2 separate regions of the Homo sapiens genome follow, and region 2 is linked to region 1. A link is a loop called in an ENCODE intact Hi-C map of the cell type or tissue named here. Cell type or tissue: PC-9. All regions are shown on one strand.

The links. Hi-C counts contacts between places; a loop is a spot of excess contacts. Peaks named below come from ENCODE experiments on the same cell type or tissue, not always from the same donor. Only the 100,000 strongest peaks of a DNase experiment are listed, where the experiment ranks them.
Region 2: a loop joins it to region 1, with 15 times the contacts of the local background. A loop is called at or near these places in 32 of 110 quality-filtered maps.

Annotation. Positions count from the first base shown.
Region 1 is chrX:152,632,527-152,640,526 of GRCh38, reverse strand. It overlaps GABRQ (gamma-aminobutyric acid type A receptor subunit theta), which reads right to left and starts at 2,632. Exons shown (of 9, transcript NM_018558.4): 1 at 2,176-2,632; 2 at 61-149. The coding sequence starts at 2,324. MAGEA3-DT (MAGEA3 divergent transcript) reads left to right here. Exons shown (of 5, transcript XR_938525.3): 3 at 733-923; 4 at 4,540-4,645. In PC-9, CTCF peaks have their summits at 4,204, 4,404 (motif pointing right), 7,656 and 7,859 (motif pointing right); DNase peaks (open chromatin) are centred at 4,436 and 7,846.
Region 2 is chrX:151,147,797-151,155,796 of GRCh38, reverse strand. No RefSeq gene overlaps it. Among named protein-coding and RNA genes, the nearest start is that of MIR4330, 16 kb to the left of the region's middle. In PC-9, CTCF peaks have their summits at 2,457, 3,731 and 3,935 (motif pointing left); DNase peaks (open chromatin) are centred at 2,526 and 3,946; H3K27me3 peaks cover 4,015 bases.

The DNA of each region.
Region 1 (8,000 bases):
TGCTGTGTCTCAGCTCTAGGACACCTAACCCAAGTTCTCTAGTGTCTGGATATGCCTTACCTCCAAAATTCGGTCTCAGGCGGACATCGTATCTTGACAGCACCCTGTCCAAAATCTTTTGAACCACAGCTTCATTTGCACAATTTTTGCTGAAACAGAGAAGTCATAAGTAAATGCCGGTTGACTTGGGGCCCGCTTGCCAGTGGTTGCCTTGCTAGGGCCTTCTCTTCTCCAGCACATACGCAGACATGTCCAGTCATACGTGTACACACTCTCTCTCCCTGCTCCCCTCCCTCCCCATGGTGAGTCAGCCAGAAGCGCAGCGGTGACGCAGACTCCTCTTTCCTCCCCCCCCCACCTTCCCAGCTTTAATCCAGAGGGTGGGGCTCAGAGACTGGATCCCTGTTACCAGGCAGGACTTGTAGGGGTTGACGAGAGGAGGCGGTAGGAGAAGGGGAGACGAAGAAGAGTGGGCAGATGAAAGCCCTCAGAAAAATGCATTACTTCAGCCCCTTCAAGAGCCCCATCTTGCAATCAGCCTCGACGCTGTTTTCTAGGTTGGTGGGGGTCCTCCTGCCAGGGGCACCTGATTGCCCCAGGAAAAGTCATCTTTTGCTCTCAGTGCCCTAGTAAGATGAGCTCAAAGTTTCATTTCCCCTTACCTGGGCTAGGGCTGGGCATTTTTTAGTCACTTTTATGTCAACCTTGTTTCTGCACAACTCTGTTTTCCAGACTTGGCATATGGCATAAGACACACAGAGAGAGCCTTGCTGGTGTAGCTGAGATTTACGACCCTCATCCAACCAAACCATTTCAGATTCTTGGGGCTCAGAGCTCTCATCGGAAAGACATCTATTCTGGGAGCAGGTATATCTCTTGCTGAGCATGTGCTTCCACCCTGGAGGTGTCTTGGGTGAGCATAGGTAAGTGGACTCAGCCCAGCTCTGTGGAGAGCTGGCTTTTCCAGAGATCTCTGACACGCTCACCCAATTCACCTAGACCTTCAACAGGGCTCCTTCCCCAACAGGGCTTGCGAATCAGAACAGGCCCCGGCATCACTGTGACTCTTCAAATCTTTGACGCATTGCCCAGGGAACGTCAGCCCCTGCAAATGTGTGTGTTTGTGTGTGTGTGTGTGTGTGTGTGTGCGCACGCGCATGTGTGCATGTTCAGTGGCGCAGTATGGTATGTTGGGTTAAGGGCACTGCAGGGCTGTCTGCTGGAACCTTGCCAAACACCCCCCCCCCCTTTATGAGTACATGTTAATTTCTGGCTTGCCATTTAAACATTGTTAAAAATTATTCCTAATCATCTTTAATCAAAAATTTCATTTTGCAGCATCCCAAAATGTGCACATGAATTATTCCCAAATTAAAGCAATGCATTCCCACCTGTTTCCAAGCACACATTACCCATGTGCCAACGCTCAGGATCTGTGGCCACCCCAAATACACATTTCTGTGTGATTTACATGTAAAGGCTTCAGATACTCGCACACCCAAACAAACTTAAAATCAAAAAGAGAAAAAAACCGGAGTCTTCAAATATTTTCACACGACTAAGTACAAAAGCACACCCATCCCAGACCACACGGTTCGTGTTTATTCAGACACGATCGCACTGTCTGGGCTCCGATGGGTTTGAGTTAATCATTTCTATCTGCCGCATTGGAAAGAGTCCCTCATCCCCTCAACACATGCATGCACGCGCGCGCGCCTCAGGAAATGGACTAAAATGTAGACTCAAACAGGTGTCTCTCCTGTCTATGTTTTGTGAATTGCCCGTCATCCTGTACCCTCCTCCCCAATCCCACAGGTGCCAAAGCTGGGGAAAGCTGCCGGGAACCTTAAATCCTTGGGGATGGATGGACAGATCCTGGGACGAGGGCGACCCCCGCCCCCACCCCTCGGGCTGCGGTTTAGGCACACGCAGGGCTCAGTCAAGCTCCGCAGTAACAGGTGGGCGGAAGCACAGGGCTCCATTTCAACACCCCACTCCCACCTTACCCCTTCTAGGGGCCAACAGGCAGGGCCCGGGCGCCAGGGCTCAGCGAGCCCGGGTCCGAGTACCCCCCAGCCCGAGTCGCCCCCAGCCCGCTCCGTCCAAGAGGCCAGAGGTCGTCTGCCCGTCTCCATTCCCGTCCCCGCCGTGCCTAGCCTGGCGGTGCCCGCTTACCAGTTGAAGAGGTTCAGGACGACTTCGGGCACAGCAGAGGAGAACTCGAAGTGGAATTTCGGGATGGGACTGGGGTAGTTGCCCTCCGCGAGCCAGGTCCTGATGAGCAGCAGGATCACTGCGGCTCGCAGCATGCCTCGGATGCCCATGGCCGGGGCGTTCTGGGCGCCTGAGGGCGCGGGAGACGGGGCCGCGAAAAGGAACAGAGGTGGGGTGGGAGAGTGGGTGACTACTGGGGCCGGGGAAGGCGGGATTGCTGGCCCTTCCCCAAAGAGTCGCCTCTAAGGAGAGAGCAGCGAGGGCAAGGGAAGTAGGGGGTGCGGGGGTCGGCCCGGATACCGGAGATGAGAGCCCGGGAGGAGCAACCACCCAGCAGCTCTGCTGGACGCAGCTCCCCCCAGGGCCCGCCCGGCAGCTGCGAGGTGCGCTCCGTCTGCGGCCGCTCCTGGCTGCGACTGGGCACAGATCCCAGCTCGCTGCTGGCTCCGCCCACTCCGACGGCATCGCAGGCCCAGCCAATCGGACAGCTGCCAGGAGCCGCACAAAAAGGCGCGCGCTCCTGCCTCCGCCCGTAGCCTGCGCGCCGCCCGGCCCCCGCCCCTTCAGGCTTCTGCAGTCATCCCCCGGCCATCTCCAGACACAGGCAGGGCGGGGCCGGGCTGGGGGAGGGGGAGGAGGGCTGGCTCCTTGGGGGCTGGGCCAGGAATCCGCCTCAAGGGGCACTGGGTCCTGTCTCTTCTCTGCAAAATGCGAAATGTGTGTTTTTCTTGGAAGAAAGGGCCTGTGCCCGAGAGTTGTATTTGATGGTGAAGGGAGTGTGGTAATTTGACCGCCATGGCTGAATCTGCATTCTGAAAGACTTGGACAATTTTGGGCGTCAGGAGGTACCCAACGGCTGGTGACTCCGTACCCTTGAGCCTCCAGTAACCCCGCGTGCCTTGTCTCTGGATAAGGTCAAGGAGGATCCTAATGGGTTTTGTTACAGGGCTCTGGCCACAGCAGGACTGCTCCTCCCTCAGGATGGACATTGGGCTACAGGAGCCCAAGAGTTGCTTAAGACTTAAATTTCCTAGAGTGCTCTTCACCCCAACTTTGGGTACTCAGGAAAAAGACTCAAGGAACTGGAAGGGCTCACCAACTGGGGTCTCTCTGAGATGTGGTTGTGTCTCATCAGCCAGGGGATGCAGAATGAAGGTTCATGGCTGACACCATAGAAGGGGAAAAAAAGGCCAAGGTCAGTGTTTGGGGTGTTCAAGGGAGTTAGGCACTGGAGACCAGGGTATGCCAATGTTCCTGGGTTCTGACCCCATCATATGGAAAAGCCTGACATCTTGACTAGAGGGCTCTTATTCTTTCCACTACCTCAGACTCTGCCCCTATGGGACAGAAAAATCGTGGAGGATAAGAAATGCCTCCACCCAATTTCCTATGTCCTTCCTATCCCATGACAAAGCAAGTTCAGAAAGCTTAGAAAGTGGCCTCACCAGAGCCCATAGGGCAAATGGGTAATCAACAAACAGAGCTGCCATGTTCACCGGCATGCCACCTCCCACATCACACCATTGAGAAGAGTTGAAATCAAAACGGATTTCAGGTTTACTTTTGGTTACCTAGAACATTCACTGAGAAACACAACATCTCCCCCTTTTTTTCCCCTCAGTATTTGATGAAATGAGTTGAGATTGCTGGTGCCCAGCAAAGCATGACTTACCTGGTAGGCCAAGCAGTTTTGCACAGCTGAGGGTTTAACTCTTTTACCACTCCCCCTTTAAAATCATTTTAGAACCATACTTTTATGAAAAATGTCTCTCATAGTTTCCTGCCTTCTTTTAATGAGCAGAACACCCTCACACCTTTCTTTCCCATCTCCCCTCTTTCCCTGGCCATTGCAGTAAGAAAAAAGGATGATGGGACCCATTTGTCAGGATCACATATGAGAGCAGATTAAACCCACCTCTACTGCTACCAGTCCTGTCCCATCACCTCTGGTCACACAGACGTCCTTGTAGAGAAAATCCTTGTTTGCCAAAAATGTTAGAGCCATTCCGGGGCATTTTGTCCAGCCACCTCGGTTGTAATGTAGGGAAACTGAAGCCCAGAGAAGAAAAAGGGATTGGCCCAAGGTCACACAGTAGCAGAGGCCAAAACTAAAAACCACATTTCCAGGTCTGCTTACTTCGAGAAGAGTGCGTTTTCAGTCTAAGTCAGCTTTGACTGGAAGTTCTAGCAACCACCAGCAGGTGGGAGCAGATTTGTTTGAATGTGGGATGTTCCCAGCACTGAGGAATCAAATTCCACAGGCAATTGGTCTGGTCGCTCATTTGTTAGGGGAAACAAGCCTGAAGCCTGAAATTTTGTTCTTAGGTACCCTTGTGACTATGAAGATTGACAAAAAGTTGACGGCAACGATGAATTCTCTTCCAGAACTTACATCCCAGAAGGCCCTCCCCTACTTCGGGTCTCCCTAGAGGTAATGCTTCATTGAAATTTCTGACTCACAAGAAAAGGATAGCCAAAATACAAGAAATACAAAAATGCCATTATAATTTGTACTTATTGAGCGTTTGCCTAGTTAATTTATTATAATATCCATAAAGATCTAGATTGAATAAGCTTAAACCTGAATATGGGATAATGGTGTAGGACAAAGAACACTCATCTGGAAGTTAGCCCATCTGTGTTCTGACCCAGCTCTGCACACGACAGTGAATATTCCAGTTTGGCTAAAGGGTAGAGTAAGTTTGGAGGTAAGACAACAGGTGAGATAGGTAAGAGGTGAGAGATTAGGCAGAACCTGACTTTGTAAGCAACACACACTCAGTGTACAATAAATTCTTGTGTAATGAATGAGGCAAGAGAAAGAATCTGGGTCCTAATTTTCTAAAATAAAAAATTGTATTTTATTTTAGAGTCAACAGTAATCTTCTGAAGGATTTGTGCAAGGGAATGATACAATCAGAGTGGCACCTTCGCACTGAAGGAAAAACTGGGAGGGAGAGGGACTGGGGGCAAGAAGAGCACACATCTCCTTCTGGTAATGGCCAGCTAGGTAACTTGGACTAGCTGTTCCAGTGAGGACAATGAAACAAACTGGCTGAATGTAGAAAGAAATAATTGTCATAAAGAACTGAGAGATACTGAGGCTAAAATCCGGAAGAAGACAAGAACCCAGGGGGGAAAGCCCAGCACTAGAATCCTCTTTTGTCCTGATGGCTTCTACTGAATCTGGAAGAGAGTTATGAAATTGAGCTGCAGTTTTGGTGGCATCATAAGGAAAAAAGTGAAAGCTCAAGGCCCAAGGAAGTAGCGGATTTGATTAGCATTCTTGTCACTCTCAGCTGAGACCCTGAGTGGCTACCCCTTTGGGTTAATGGTGACCTATAAGTAACCAGCCCTTGTGTGGTCTTGTAAACCTAGATACTCATCATATGGGCAGTCCAAGGAACCTAAAGCCCTGATCTTGGATTAAAGTGGCCTTGGACAAGTAGTATCCTCAGGCATTTGAAAATACCCCAGCAAATGAAAAGACTCTGCTGGAAGGTATTATCATATTGGGCCTAGAATCATTTGTACAATAATTTTTCAAAAATATGTCAGCGTATAGTCAAAGATAACTTGGCATAAAAGGAAACACATAGACCATGACAGCCAGTAGACAACAAAAACAAACTCTCAAAGACTTCACGTATCAGAGTTACGTGACAAAGACTACAATAACTATGGTTCACTTTATTCCAAAAAATTAAAAATAAGTTTGAAAATATCTGTAAGGAACAGAAAATCATAAAGACTAATAGAGCTATTTTGAAAAAAATCAAGGTGAAAAACTAAACTATAACTAGTGTAGTTATACTAAAGACTATAACAATGAAACTTGAGAATTTAATGGATGGGTTTAAGAGAAGGCTAAACACAACTAAAAAGAGAATTATTGAATTGGAAGATAGGTTATAAGAAATTGCCCAGAGTTCTGTCTGGAGAAACAAATTATTTGGAAAAATAAAAAAGGGAGGATGAGAGACTCAATTAGTAGAGTGAGAAGGTCTGCCATATATTTAATTGAAGTCCCAGTTGAAGATGACGGCTGTAAATTTGAATTCACAGATTCAAAAAGCCCAATAAGTCATAGGCAAGATAAATTAAAAGAAATCTACTCCTAGACACGTTGTAGTGAAAGTAAAGAAAGCCAGAAGCAAAGAAGGCTATATTACTGGTCCAATTAAAAATAATGAGTTCCTGACCTAGAGCAAGAACAGGAGAGACTGAGACTAGGGGATGGAAGTTAGACCCTGGACTTTAGAATGCTTTTACTCATTTTTTTCCATGCTGAAAAAGGCACTTGTTAGAACAACCTGACACCTATGAGCCCTCCCTAGTTGTCATGCTTGGAAGGCCATTGTTCTATCGGTGTGTGTCCGTCATCTCATGGGCCATCAAAGAGGCAAATATTTTCCATGGGTGTGAAATGCTAGTTGCTGCTGAGGTCTAAGGCTGGAGAAATGTGCTTATATATGGCTTCCTAAGAGAAACCAGAATAAAAGTGAATCTTTGTAGAAGAGTTCCCTTCTGCTTACCCTGCCCTCATCATTCACTATTTCTAAGGAAAAACATACAAAATGAACAGTTCTGTGGTTCTCAGGGTGTCTTCCTACACTTGGGCTTCACTATATGCAATTGCTCCTTGGGCTATCTCATGCTGGAGCACAGTAACATTCCTGCAGGGGTTTATATTATAATACACTGAGCTACAAATAAAATAGGCTGTCTTTTGAGAGTGTGGGCTCCTTATTTGTTACTAGAGCTGTTTATACAAAGACTGAATGAATGGCCTCCTGTCATGGGTAGAATAGAGGAAATTCTGCTCCATGTGGGAAGTGGTATCAGAGCTCCTGTGTTTGGCTCAAAATCCTTCATGCATTTATTCTACTTGAGGGACAAGCATTTTTATGTACCCTTAAGGACTCTTCCACCACCACCACCACCACCACCACCACCATTACCACAGAAATCCCTTTTTCCAAGAGAGGAGAGTGGGAGGGCAGGAAAGCCTTCTCTATTGCCTAACCTCAAATCAATCAGAATGCTGTCTGACAGTGAAGACACAGACCTACCTTCACTTATAGCATGCAGTATGTGACCCACAATTTTGACTAACTGTCACAAAGGGAGGGGGTGCTGAATTTTTGATTCTGAGGTTCCATATTTTCTCTTCACTTTTTCTCGGAATTCACATTTTATGTAGGTCACAGCTCCCTCTCTCCCCCAAGCCTGCAGAAACGGGCACTGTATTAGGTATAGCATCTTCTAAAAGCATCTCCCTCCCTAACTATGAAAGAGCAGGAGCGGTGAGAATACTCCACTAACTCTAGAGTTTTTCTCCCAAGGACAGGTTGTATCGTAGTGTATTAAAGGGGCATTTGATTATGAACTTGAAGATCTAGATTGGAGCTCTGTCACCAGCTATTATACCTAGGCATGTGTCTCAGCCTCTGAAGCTCAGCTCTATCATCTGGAATATGGGGGTGGTAATAATGCCTACTTGTTAATGGGAGAATCCAGACAAAAAGGACTCCCTTTCCATCACAACTTCTAGCTTTGGGACCTCACCTCCCTTATCCAGTCAGATTTCTCCTTTCTCCATCTGGAAAGGCTGCGGTCACTACCAGATAGAGCCACTAGAGGGCCTCAGCTCTCCTGGTCTAATTGTGGAACAAACCTTTCCATTTATCTATTAAATAATTGTTTCTCCGAATCCAACAACAGCAGCAAAACACCTTATGCAGAAGCTCACTGAAACAGAGGGGGATAAGCACAGGGAGCAGAGA
Region 2 (8,000 bases), 1.5 Mb after region 1:
AGGGGCAGAGGTTGCAGTGAACCGAAATCACGCCACTGCACTCCAGCCTGGGTGACAGAGCAAGACTCCATCTCAAAAACAATAAGTAAATAAATAAGAGCATTTGGCCACATCTGGTACTGGAGACATGTAAGCTCAGAGGGCCCTGCTAGTAGACTTTCCTGGCTCAGTATATGTTGGGGTGGAAATTACCTGCACTCCCTTTAGACAAGAAAAGCTGATTCAGAACCTGTCATACTTGGTATTAAGCTAATGGAGCCCACTCTATTTTCAGACAAACCCCAGTGTCTGAACCCTTGGATAATTTGCAGTGGAGTCATATGGACTCAGGGTGGCTTGCCAGGGGTCAGTCAGTACGTCAGAAAAAAATGAGATTGGTGACGTGGAGAGTATTATTAGCATTCAAGTGCTCAGTTCCAGCAGCAGGAGCGTACAGCATGAACAACCAACTTGGCCATTAGTCATCTTGAAATCACCTGAACGGATGACTCTTGATAAGATAGGAAAAAAACAACCATTGTACAACAGAGAAAATATGATTTTTAGGAAGGTAGAGAGGAACTAGTGTTTGGGTTCACTTGTTTGGGGGTTGTTTCTCGCTGTTCCCCTTCCTCTGTGCTAGAAAGAATGGAAAGAAGAAAGTGATAAGTGAATAAATATAGAAAAATACAAAATATTCATAGAATTATGAAATCCTCTTCTCAAAAATAAAAGATTTCAGAAGTCATCCAGGTTAGTCCCTTCTTGTACAAGTGAGACAACTAGGTCTCTGAGAAGGAAAATGATCTGATCCCAGTCACCTGTGCAGGGAATCCAAGCAAGTCAATTACGTTCATTCAGCCCCAAGTCTCTTGCGTGCTCCGGGCCCTATTCTGGGGGTTAGAAACACAGGGAAAAACAAAGCAAGGCCCCAGACAGGCTTCTCTTTAGGTTGGGCAGAGGTCTGAGGTATAGAGAGAATAATGATGCAAGGCAAGGACTGGGAGAAGAGCAGGGAACAGAACAAGAAGCTTATGGGTGGTTAAGTAAAGACCAAAAATGAAGGCTTTAACTGCTGCAGAGTCTGAAGCTCCCACAACAAGATACGCAGGTAGGCTTGGTTCCATTTAACAGACCAGGAAAGTGGGAACCCTCTGGAAGCTGGAATATTCCCACCCAATTGTTGCAGAATGAAATTGTCATTTACCAAAAGTCCAGTAGTTTGCCTCCCTGCCTCAGGCATTGTGGGGGTTCAAAGAGTGATGAAGACACTGCACTTCTGAAAATCACAGGGCAGCAAAAGCCTCAAGAAGCTAAATGATTACATAGAGTCCGTGGAGCTGTGATAAGCGCACGAACACTCCAACTTCTGAGTCCTTTAAGATTTACACACACAAACACACACATCCCACACACACACCAATCAAGCAGGGTGTGCTTAATTATATAAACACAAAAGAGTTGGATGAAATAAGAAAACAGGTGAGTTTTGGATTTTTTATACACTTATCCGATGAAGCCTTACAGCAAAGTTGCAGCGATGAGACGTTTTAAGAGAAAAGATTTCCATCCTTTGTGGAGAGAATATTACATCTGAAGCAGTCCCCAGGGCCGTGTGAATTAGAGACGCTCCTGAATAAGAATGAGAGCTCCATGTTCATGCTGTCTTCCCCCCAGCCTGCCCCCAGCACTCTAATTATAGAGTAGTGGGAAGATTGTCTCTCTTGTTCTCTGAAAATGACTTGCAAACAAGCCAAATCATCTTAACAGGTGAAGCCCCTAGAACTGGTTGCTGCCCTGTGTGTGTGGTGATCAGACTTGCTGGAAGATTTTTCTGACTTGGAAATGAACTGATTTGAAAGTCGTATAAAATGCAACTGTGCTTGCTTATACATTGACTGAATCATCTGTGCTGACGAGAACATAATGACACAGTCACGACTCTCTGAGATGTGTGCCTCTGGCACTCTCCGCAAAAGATGGAACGGACCACTGGGAAAAGACTTCCTTTGAAGCATTTGAAATCCTCTATCCTCCCACCCCCCACCCATTGTAGTCCCGCCCTGTTCTCCAGTAGAAATGTTGTTGCTCCTCCAAATGCAGTCATTCTGTGTGCCAATTATTCCTAACATGGTTTCTATGTTCACATTTTCTCAGGATTAAAAACGTGTCCGAGAAAAGCAGAGGTTTTTAATCCATGGCCACGATCTGTTCAGCAGCAGCAGACCCCCTGAATGCCACATTTCGTGCATCTGCAGTTTTCTGATTCTCAACAGAGTTCACAATTCCCAAATGCTTAAAAGTTCATCTTTAAGTGATCTGAGAAGGTACCTGAGGGACCAGTGGCCTGTTATTTTGGGCAGAAGCCCAGGAGGGGTTAGCAGCCAAGTTTAGTCACACCTGAAAACGTTTGAACAGCCCCCAATCTACATCAGGGCACCCCCAATGATGCAAATGGAAAATAACTGAGCAAATGAGTCCACTAGTTAAACAACAGCACCCCCAGCGTGTAGAACGGCGCAAGCAATGCAAAGAGGAATTCCGCCGCAGGCAGTTAGGATGGATGGCTGGGGATGCTGGAGCCCCGGAAAAGTACTGGTTTCCAGCCAGCACTAGCAGTGATTCACCATGAGGTGACCAATGATGCCTAACTTCTACCAACCTCCCAGCGTATATTCAAGGGCTTTCTGCTGCATATTGGAGTCGGGAGAACTCTAGACCAGAAATCAGAACTCTGGAATTCAAGTACTGGCTCTGCCTTTAACTAGCCCTGTGATTCCGGGCAAATCACTTCACTCCTTAGGGCCTTTATTCTAATGTAAAGCATTGCTTCCAAGCCTTAATGGATATCCCTTAGTTTTCTTATTCTGACATCTATCCACTCCTTTATTTTTTTTTCATGTTTCCATAAATGTTTCTTGAGTCACTAATATATGCCAGTAATTAGGTGCCCAAGACCCTGGTTACCGTCTCCATGCTCATGCTGAATTTATGGATTCAAATTTTTCTCCTTATCCTCTTTCCAGACAGGAGAGGTCTAATTAGGCTAACTCCTTGCATACGAAAAATTCCAAGGCCAGGTGAGGTGGCTCATGCCTGTAATCCTAACACTTGGGGAGGCCAATGTGGGAGGATCACTTGAGTGCAGGAGTTTGAGACCAGCCTGGGTAACATAGTAAGACACTGTCTCTACAAAAGATTAAAAAAAAAAAAATAGCTGGGCATGGTGGCGCACGCCTGTAGTCCCAGCTACTTGGGAAGCTGAAGTAGGAGGATCACTTGAGCCTGGGAAGTTGAGAACACAGTGACAGCACCACTGCACTCCAGCCTAGGTGACAGAGTGAGACCCTGTCTCAAAAAAAAAAAAAAAAAAAAAAAATTCCAGCCCCCATCACTACCCCTGCTCTCCCTGTGCTCTTGCTAGACATTGTCATACCTACCTGCCTCAATATACAAATGAAGAGGCCAAGATCCGGATACAGGTAGAGACTTGTCCCAGGATGATCCAGTGGGTCACTTCTCACAGTTCCTGGGTGCACCCCCAGAGAAGCTTTGAAGCACATGGAATTGTTGGGGAATCCATTTCTCTGATTTTAAATCTGTATAATGGACCTTAGAGAAACTTTCAGCCTGAAGAGGAATACCCAGTGACCCAGACCTCCTTCCTCAGCGACCACTGGCGAAGAGGAAATAAAATAGGTTAGCCCTGGTGCTAGGAGGTATCCCGGGAAGCCAGGCTGAATCATTCTGAGAGTGGGGATAGGAGCGGAAAGAAATTTGGCCTTTGAAATGGATAGGTCTGGTACTGCAGAGATGGGGGAACAGGCCACCTGGGGCCCTGTGGCAGGGCAAGCCCGGGCTGCAACTAAAGAACTAAGATCCAGCAAGATTCCATCTTAGAGCTGGTGCAAACTGAGGCAATCGGTAAGGGAGAGTATGTCATTCTCAGTGAAAGAGCGCCCTCTAGTGTCCGTAAGAGACCTTGGCACCACTGAAGAATTTGGAAAGAATAAGAAGTACACAATCTCAGTAACCAGATGAGACTCAACTTGCTACCTTTCCTTGATTGTAGCCAAATTTTTCCTCCAACACATAGATACTTTCAAGTAATGAAAAGCAATTAGTCATGAGGTGAATTTGTGGATTTCCAGGAATTATAAGCATAGGTCTGAGTCTGAAGCCTGAAGGAGCACAGACAGCACCCATGGGCCAAACCTATGCTCTGGAATATTCTTCATGGTGTAGGTGTCTTGCACACGTGTGCATGTCATTTTTCTTTACAATGTAATTTTTAATATTTTTTTAGAAAATTGATTTATACTTATTTCAAAAAGCTTGGAAAACATAAAAGTAAATCTCTGGCCTTGAAGAAGTAACAGAATCTGGAATTACTCTTCCACCATAAGCAACTGGAAGTTGGATACAACATACGAAAGAACTAATTTTAGGCACTAGACAAGAGGCAACACGCATGGCATCACAGATAAAGAAAGAAATGAGGTAAGCCCAAACCTTGGAGCATGGAGGAGTGACTCAAGCAGAGCAAAGAAGTTTCCCTGAGTTGAAGAATTGGAGATTAAAGTTCAAGGAGGCTGAAGTAGCTAAAATGTGCGGGACAGAGTACCAGAGATGAGGCAACTGCATGGAGAAAGAACTCCAGAAATCTGACATGGGCTCTCCTTAGGTCTTTACTGAGTACTAGAGTGAGCAAAGAACAACTGGGAAGTTTTAAAAGAACTATGCTCAGAACTCACACAAGACTAGCAGACATTCAAACTCTGGCCCAGAGGAGTAAAGAATCCTCAGTAGTTATCTATGTCATTCAATGGAGACCCCAGAGGGATCATACATTAGTAATAAATCTGAGGTATCCCCAGAGAAAAGGCTACTCTGGACCTCCTCCAGCAAAGCTTAAAAACAAAACTTAAAGAGACAAAACAGAGTGACAGACAACTTGCTTCTCTGTCAAAACAAAGTCCCACAGTCTTTGAAGAAGATAAAATCCACTCAATGATGTAACATTGACAGTGTCCAGAATCCAATCAAAAAATTGTCAGATACACTAAGAAGCAATAAAATGTGAGCCAAATGGAACTTCCAGTGCAGAAAAATATAGTACCTGAAATGAAAATTGCACTGGATAGGAGTAACACTAATTAGACTTTACAGAAGAAAAGGTTAGTAAACTTCAAAACATAACAATTAAATCTATATGAAATGAAGATTGAAAATAATAAACAGAATCTCAGTGATCTAGGGGACTCAGAAGGGGGTGCAGAAAAAATATTCAAAGAAATAATGGCCAAAATTTTTCAAAATTTACTGTAAGCTATAAACCCACAGATCAAAAGCTCAACAAACTCCAAGAAGACTAAACATGTAGAAAACCACAAGGCACATAAAAATTAAATTGTTGAAAAGGAATAAAGCTGGAGACATCACACTATGACTTCAAAATACACTACAAAGCTATAGTAACAAAAACTGCATAGTACTGGCATAAAAACAGACACATAGACCAATAGAACAGAACCCAGAAATAAATTCATGTACTTACATCCAACTGATTTTCAACAAAGATGCCAAGAACATTCAATAGGAAAATGATGTCTCTTCAATGAATGGTGCTGAGAAAACTGGCTATCTGTATGCAGAAAAATGAAACTAGACCCCTATATCTCACCACATAAAAAAATCAAAATAGATTAAATACTTAAATGTAAAGCCTGAAACTATGAAACTACCAGAAGAAAACATTGGAGAAATACTTCAGGACATTGGTCTGGGCAAAGATTTTGGGGTAAGACCTCAAAAACACAGGTAACAAAAACAAAAATAAACAAATGGGGCTTAAACTAAAAAAGTTCTGAACAGCAAATGAAAGTAGAGACAACCTGTTGAATGGGATAAAATATTTTCAAAATATGCACCTGATATGGGAATAATAATGTCCAGAAAGTACAAGGAACTCAAATCAACAGGAAACAAACAAACAAACAAACAAGTAATCCATTAAAAAGTGGTCAAAGGACATGAATAGATATTTCTCAGAAGAAGATATACAAATGGACAACAGATATATGAAAAATGCTCAACATCACTAATCATCAGAAGAAATGCGAATCAAAACCGTCATGAGATGTCATCTTACCCCATTCTTAATAGCTACTATTAAAAAGACAAAAAATAACAGACATCGGAGAGAATGTGGAAAAAGGGGAACTTGTATACATTGTTGCTGGGAATGTAAACTAAAACAGCCACTATGGAAAACATTATGAAGGCTTCTCGAAAAATGAAAAATAGAATTACTATTTTGATCCAGCAATCCCACTACTGGGTATTTACCCAAAGGAAAAGAAATTAATATATCAAAGGGATTGCAGCACTATTCACAAGAGCAAAGACATGGAATCAACCTAAATGTCCACTAATGAATAAATGGATAAAGAAAATGTGGTACATATACACAATAGAATACTATTTGGCTATAAAAAGAATGAAATCTTCTCATTTGTAGCATCATGGATGGAACTGGAGGTCATTATCTTAAGTGAAATAACCCAGGGACAATAAGACAAATATCACATCTGGGAGCTAACTTTGATCATATGGAGGTGGAGAGTGGAAAGAGGGATAACAGAGACTGGTAAGGGTGAGTCGGGGGAGAAGGGAGGCTGAAGAAAAGTAGGTGGCTGTGTCCCCACCCAAAATCTCATCTTGAATTTTAATCCACACATGTCAAGGAGGGACCAGGTGGAGGTAATCAGATCATGGAGGAGGTTTCCCCCATGCTGTTCTCGTGATAGTGAGTGAGTCTCACGAGATCTGATGGTTTTATAAGAGTCTGGCCTTACCCCTGCTTGCACTCACTCCATCCTGCTGCCCTGTGAAGAAGGCGCCTGCTTTTCCTTTGCCTTCTGTCATGATTGTAACTTTCCGGAGGCCTCCCCGGCCATGCTGAACTGTGAGTCAATTAAACCTGTTTCCTTTATAAATTACCCAGTGTTGGGTATTTCTTCACAGCGGCATGAGGACAGACTAATACAGTGACAATACTTCATGAAAATGTCGCACCCTAAATTACATCCTAAGTACCCTGACTTGATCACTACACATTATATACATGTAACAAAGTTTCACATTTACTGCATAAACTTATAAAAAAAAAAGAAATCAATTTGATGAAAACCAATGGTAAAGAGAAAAATATATCTATTTAAATCCAGAGGAGAGAAACACTTTATTTGTACAGCAAAGTTAACTCAATTTGGATCTTCAACATAAATGTGAAAGCTAAAACTATAAAACTTCTAGAATAAAATATAGAAGATCATTGTGATGATTGGGTTGGCATAGATTATTTTTATATACAAGACAAAAAACACAAATCATCCAAATAAAAGTGCACTGTACTTTGTTAATATTTTAAAACTTCTGCTTTTTGAAAGATTCCATTGAGCAGGGGGAAGCAAGCCACAGAATGGGGCTAAACATTTGTAATACACATATCTAACAAAGAACTAGAATATATAAAGAATCCTTGTAACTCAATAAAAATAAGATAAACAACAGCGTTTTTTAAATGAGGAAAATATTTGAACAGTCACTCACCAAAATATACATGCAAATGTCCAATTCACGCATGAAAAGCTGGCCAACATAGTCATAAAATAAATTAAAATTAAAGCCTCAAGATGCCATTACCCACCCACTAAAAAAGCTAATTTTTTTAGGTTGATAATATCAAGTATTGGCAAGAATTTAGAGCAACTTGCAACTTTCATGCATTGCTGTTGGGAAAACAAAACCATGCAAACACATCAAAAGCTAAACATACACCTGCCATGCTACTGAGCATTTCCACTTTTAGCTACTTACTTCAGACATGGAAACATATGTCCACACAAAGACCCCTGCATCAATGTTCATAGCAGTTTAGCCATAAGAGCCAAAAACTAGAAACAACCCAATGTCACCAACGGAAGAATAGAGAAAAATGAATGGAATCCTAGTCAGCC